Regions from separate parts of the Homo sapiens genome. Here region 2 is linked to region 1. Evidence: read pairs that join two places in POLR2A ChIA-PET (ENCODE). Cell type or tissue: B cell. All regions are shown on one strand. Links, peaks and the distances in the headings refer to the core of each region. The heading gives the core; the rest is flanking DNA. Region 1 overlaps HECTD1 (HECT domain E3 ubiquitin protein ligase 1). Region 2 overlaps HEATR5A-DT (HEATR5A divergent transcript).

Region 1 (2,921 bases), core at 257-2,756:
TGCAGAATATCAAGCTTCATATAAGACCAACTGAATCAGAATATGCATTTTAACATGATCCCCAGGTGACTCTCATTATGCACATTAAAATTTAAGAAGCACTGCTTCTATACAAAAGCCAATTCTCTCCCAGTTTTTCAGAATCCTTACCCTAGGGATTATTCACTCTCTTTCTTATCTCTTTGACCTTTAAAAGAAAAAACCCCACACTCCTTTTCCAATTCAATTCTTCAAAAAAGTTTCCACATGTCCTCCATTTCATGTTCCACTCACTCCTCAACCCATTCAGATCTGCCCCTCACCACCACTCCACTCAGCTCTCATTAAGATCAATGACCTTGAGAATGTTGCTAAATCTAAAGGACATCTTTTCATCTAACCCCTACTTGACCTCTCACTAGTATTCAAAACAATTGCCCTTTCTCTTCTTGAATCACTTTCTTTCCTGTGTTGACATGCGCACTAATGATGCAAAAGCAATAGTGGATAAAACTGCAGGTGCTTTAACATGAATCAAGGCAGTAGCCCTAACCTGTACTAGATAACTGTATTCTTCACTGCCAAGCACTGGTATTAAGAAAAAAGCCAGTTTCACTAAAGAATAAACTAGATGAAGCAAAATTATTAAATTTACTAAATCTCAACCCCTGAAGATACATCTTTTCAATATTCTACTTAAAGGAAATGGGAATTAATTATAAAGCACTGCATACGGAAGAATAATGGCAAAGTACATACTTGAGGACTGAACTAGCCACTTTTTTCTTGCAACACCATTTTTACTTGAAGGACTATCAGACAAACTGATCATTCAGACTTGGCTATCTGGCAAACATTTTTTCAAAATTTAATCACGTATGCCTTTCATTTCAAGGAAAACGATCAACTGTATTTGTTGCCAATCATAACACTCAACTTTACAAGCAAAAATGACATTTTTGGAAAACTTGTATTTGACACCATGAGCTTGAAAGCTTCTGAATATTTAAAAACTTGTCTGATGAGAGTGGTAGTCATATTGACAAATAAGACTTTTTGGCACTGTGGAATGAGATATGTCCACATTTGGAAAATCTGTGTAACTCAGTGGACTGATATTTTCCACATGACCAATGCATAATTTTTGCAAAAGTAAACATGGGTAAAACAGTCACTCAAAGTATAAGACAGACCATCAGATTTTAATGTAACAGAGTGAGTATAAGTTCACTGATATGATATCAGAATCCACATTATAACTAATCCTGGTAGGGTGCAGTGGCTCATGCCTGTAATCCAGTACTTTGGGAGGCCAAGGCAGGTGCATCACTTGAGGTAAGGAGTTCGAGGCCAGCCTGACCAACATAAAATACTAAAAATAAAAAAAATTATTCCAGTGTGGTTGTCTGCGCCTGTAGTCCCAGCTACTCAGGAGGCTAAGGCGGGAGAACTGCTTGAATCTAGGAGGTGGAGGTTGCAGTGAGCCAAGATCGCACCACTACACTCCAACCTGGGTGCGAGAATCTGCCTCGAAGAAAAAAAAAAAAAAAAAAACAGAATCCACATTATAACTAATCCTTAAGAAACTATCACTTGTTGAATTTTGACATGTTATCAAAGAAGCATATCCATGATTACGTTAAAAAATATAATATTCTTCTTCCCTTTCCCAAATACATCTGTGGATGATTTTTTCATATATTTCAATCAAAATAACATAATGCAACAAACTGAATGCAGAAGCAGATATGAGAATCCAGCTATCTTCCATTAAGGCAGACTTTAAGGAGATTTGCAAAAATGTAAATTAATGCCTCTATTCTCCCAAAATGTTTTCTTTTAAAAAAGTTATTTTTCACAAAAAAATTTTAACATGTAAGGGGTTTATTATTATAATTTTTTTTTTTTTTTTTGAGACAGAGTCTTGCTCTGTCGCCCAGGCTGGAGTGCAGTGGGGCGATCTCGGCTCACTGCAAGCTCCGCCTCCTGGGTTCTGACCTGAGGTCAGGAGTTCAAGATCAGCCTGGCCAACATGGTGAAACTCCGTCTCTACTAAAACTACAAAAATTAGCTGGACACGGTGGCGCACACCTGTAATCCCAGCTACTAGGGAGGCTGATGCTGGAGAATCACTTGAACCCAGGAGGCAGAGGTTGCAGTGAGCCAAGATTGTGCCACTGCACTCCAGCCTGGGTGACAGAGCAAGACTCCATCTCAAAAAAAAAAAAAAAAAAAAAAAAACAACTTCCCAGTTTCATTCTGAATATGGCAAATAGCAGTAAGCATACTAACATAAACAAAAGTTCTTCAGGATCCACAATAATTTTTAAGAGCTTAAGGAAGTCCTGAGACCATAGAGTTTAAGCATCACTGCCCTAGATCTCAATCACATCCCATGGCCACAATTAACCTCCACAGGTGCTTGACTCTAAAATTTTTCTCTAATCCAGGCTTCACCTCCAATTTCCATTTATACAACTGCTTACTTAATATCTCCACTGAGATGTCTCAAAAGTACCTCATACTCAACATATCCAAACCCAAACTCATGATCTCAATCTCTCAAACATGGTCCTCTTTCCAGTGTTCTCTCTCAGTGAGTGGCATCATCATCCATTGTAACCTGAGTCATCCACGACACTTCCTTCTCCCTCTCTCATATTTAATCATTCGACAAATCCTGACTATCTTGCCTTCCAAATCTCTCTCAAATATATTCAACTTTCTACTTTTATCACAAAACCCTCTATCTCTCTGGATCATAGCCTCCTATCAAGTCTACAAGCATTTGTTTGTTTTGTTCCCACTTCCTATCTCTCCTTACTCATCCTTCCTAGCTCTAGGAAAAACCACTTCCCCTTTCTTGGCCAGGCACGGTGGCTCACGCCTGTAATCCCAGCACTCTGGAAGGCCAAGGCGGGAGGATCACTTAAGCTCAGGAG
Region 2 (2,921 bases), core at 182-2,681, 230 kb after region 1:
AACATTCTTAAATAAGTCTGAGAAGCACTACATATTAATATATTATAGCCATTTCTTAGAGAGTCGTTATGTATATTAGTGGGCTGCATTTGATGCAATGTTTCACAAACTTATTTGGAATATAATATCCTTTTTTTTTAAAAAAGGAATGCATATTAATAAGTTTTAGAATGAATGTTTCTGGGATCAGACTTTGGAAAATGCAGCTTTGGAAGTTTGTTATTAGTGATCTACTCCAGTCATGCCAGGTTGCTCAATGTTGATGGAACCACTGAGGAGACTAGGCTTCACATGTGGCAAACTCATGTCACAAAATTCATGGGTAGGCACAGCTTCCACTCTGTTGATTTCAATGTGATCTGAAGCCTGAGATGACACCAATACCCTACTCTAACAAAAGATCTGCTGGCCCTTTGTGATACAGCTTTCCACTTTGTAGTCTATGAAGCATTATTTGTCAATATACTGCTGAGCTTGCTGTAATCTGTGACAGCTTTTAGCACTAAATTTCTAATGAGAACTTTTGGCAATGGATAGGATTTCCCCCAGTAGCAAACTACCACTATAAATATTCAGTTCAAGAAGTGCTTAAAAACAGAGTAGCAGATCTTGACCTATCATGGCAAGTAAGAGCAAGCCATTTAACCTAGAAAGAAACTGTTAAACTCAGAGCTGGTGCTTCTAAGCAGGAATACTGAACAAAGGTAGATCTGCAACTATGTATTTGGTAACGCTTGACACTAGAAATGACTGCAATTGTGTTCATACCTAACAAGGACTCCTAAGGCCCCTCCCAAATCCTCATTCTCTGATCAGATGAAGAAATACAGTGCTTTATATGTGTGTATAAGCTTTATGGTTTTGTTCCAAACTTGCTGTAATATTTTATAAGAAAGCCACTTAACCTCTTTGAACGGTGCTTTTCTCCTATGGAAAATGAACATGTTATATTAGGGGGTCTCTTAGGGGTTATCCTCTGATTTTATCTTTTTGTTGTTGTTGTTTGTCTTATTTATCCTCTGATTTTATGAAAATCATTCTTCTGGTTTTCATAAAAAAGGGAAAGAGACTTCAGGAAGTCAGTGTTAAGATGCTGTAACCTGGAGTGGGAGAGAAGACCCTGGAGATTGCCTCTGGCTACTGCTTTAATATAGTTTTCACCTTGAAAGGCAGGAAGGATGTGACCCTGAAGGGGTGAGCACCAGGACAGGAAGGTTCCAGTGGAGAGGGGGAGGATCAGGCAGCAACACACCTGCAGTGGCCAGGGACAGCAGGTTCTGCATAATGGAATCTGTAGCAGACTTTAAGAAGTGGGAAGGTGGTGTTTGTGGGGAATCAATAAAAGTCGGGCTAAACGGAATTAAAACAAAGTCCTTGGTCTGCTCATCCATGTTTGCCTGCCAGAAAGTCCCTGATGGGAACCACAGGAAACACTATCATAAGCCAAATTAATCACAAAGTTAATCTATCAAGGTGAAGAAGCAAAAGTTAATGACCTTCCAGCTGAGTTCTAAAAATGAGCCAAAACTCAGAGAATGGGATAGCTCAAGCCAGAGCTAGGACTGAGGAGGAGGGCCATGTTAATTAACTATTATACAAACCCTCAACTTCTGCCACAAGCTCTTTAGGAAAGTCAACTGTTTTACATGCTGACAGGTAACTGAAGAAAGTAAGTTAGTGCTTTTATTCATGGATGCTTCATCCTTTAGGAGTAGCATATAAGGACCCCCACAGAAATCCTATTCACCAGTTGGATATATATTTGATATGAAAACTAATGAAGGATGATCATCCACTTCAAAGTTAAATGTTAGAATAGTAATCACACAAGACAACATTAAGACCCAAATAATTTGTAATAAGATTCATAATTTAAGATTATTTGTCGGCCGGGCGTGGTGGCTCATGCCTGTAATCCCAACACTTTGGGAGGCCGAGGTGGGTGGATCACGAGCTCAGGAGTTCAAGACCAGCCTGGCCAACATGGTGAAACCCCGTCTCTACTAAAAATACAAAAATTAGCAGGGCATGGTGGTGTGCACTTATAGTCCCAGCTACTCGGGAGGCTGAGGCAGGAGAATTGCTTGAAGCTGGGAGGCAGAGGTTGCAGTGAGCCGAGATCACGCCACTGCACTCCAGCCTGGGTGACAGAACGAGACTCGGTCTCAAAAAAAAAAAAAAAAAAAGATTATTTGTCTAATTCAAGAAATTGAACTTATCCAGCAAGCTGGCTCTACATAGTTGATAAATAATATTCTTGTGGAATTATTTTATATATAAGGAAAAACTATATACCTATTATAAAAATACCTATAGAAATTATCAGTTACTATGTTTATGTATATAGATCTATTATTATCTTCTTTGGGACATATGATTCTTGAAGAAAATTCTAATAAAAATTAGTCATATATCAAACTTCTTGTTTAGCTACAAACTTAAAGGCAAAAACCCTATCTAGATGCAAACATTCAACTGACCAGTATGAACAATAGCTAGAAATTGAATTACCCATGTAATATGGTTAAGGTAATCAGTGGAGCCAGAGTCGTAGATCTGGAAGAAAAAGAAAAATGTTAATAATATGGAATAGAATTATATACTCTTGAATTCAATTTGCCAGCCTACAAGCATTCACAGACCAGAGCACAAATCCACTTATAAACCATACTTGCTTATCTTAATAATATTTTATTGACTTACACATTTTCTCCTGTTGTTTGCTTCCTTTCCCTTATATTGTCTGAGACCAAAATCAAGAAAGACATTTTCTTAAATATATGATAAAATATTAAGTTTTTAAAAAGCAAAATATTAAATTCCTTTATTCTAATTGAACTATATTAAAATATGTGTATGGTTATGAACAACAATTATAAGAGATTAAATAAAAAGGAAATAATTGTATTTGAATCATGAGA

The links. Peaks named below come from ENCODE experiments on the same cell type or tissue, not always from the same donor. Only the 100,000 strongest peaks of a DNase experiment are listed, where the experiment ranks them.
Region 2: POLR2A ChIA-PET joins it to region 1 with 5 read pairs; 22 of 35 experiments call an interaction of 5 or more read pairs at or near these places.

Annotation. Positions count from the first base shown.
Region 1 is chr14:31,197,520-31,200,440 of GRCh38, forward strand. The region is part of intron 2 of HECTD1 (HECT domain E3 ubiquitin protein ligase 1); the gene reads right to left. Among named protein-coding and RNA genes, the nearest start is that of HECTD1, 8.8 kb to the right of the region's middle. In B cell, for the core only: no CTCF peak of the experiment used is centred there; no DNase peak of the experiment used is centred there; H3K27ac peaks cover 605 bases.
Region 2 is chr14:31,425,633-31,428,553 of GRCh38, forward strand. The region is part of intron 2 of HEATR5A-DT (HEATR5A divergent transcript); the gene reads left to right. Among named protein-coding and RNA genes, the nearest start is that of HEATR5A-DT, 6.3 kb to the left of the region's middle. In B cell, for the core only: no CTCF peak of the experiment used is centred there; no DNase peak of the experiment used is centred there.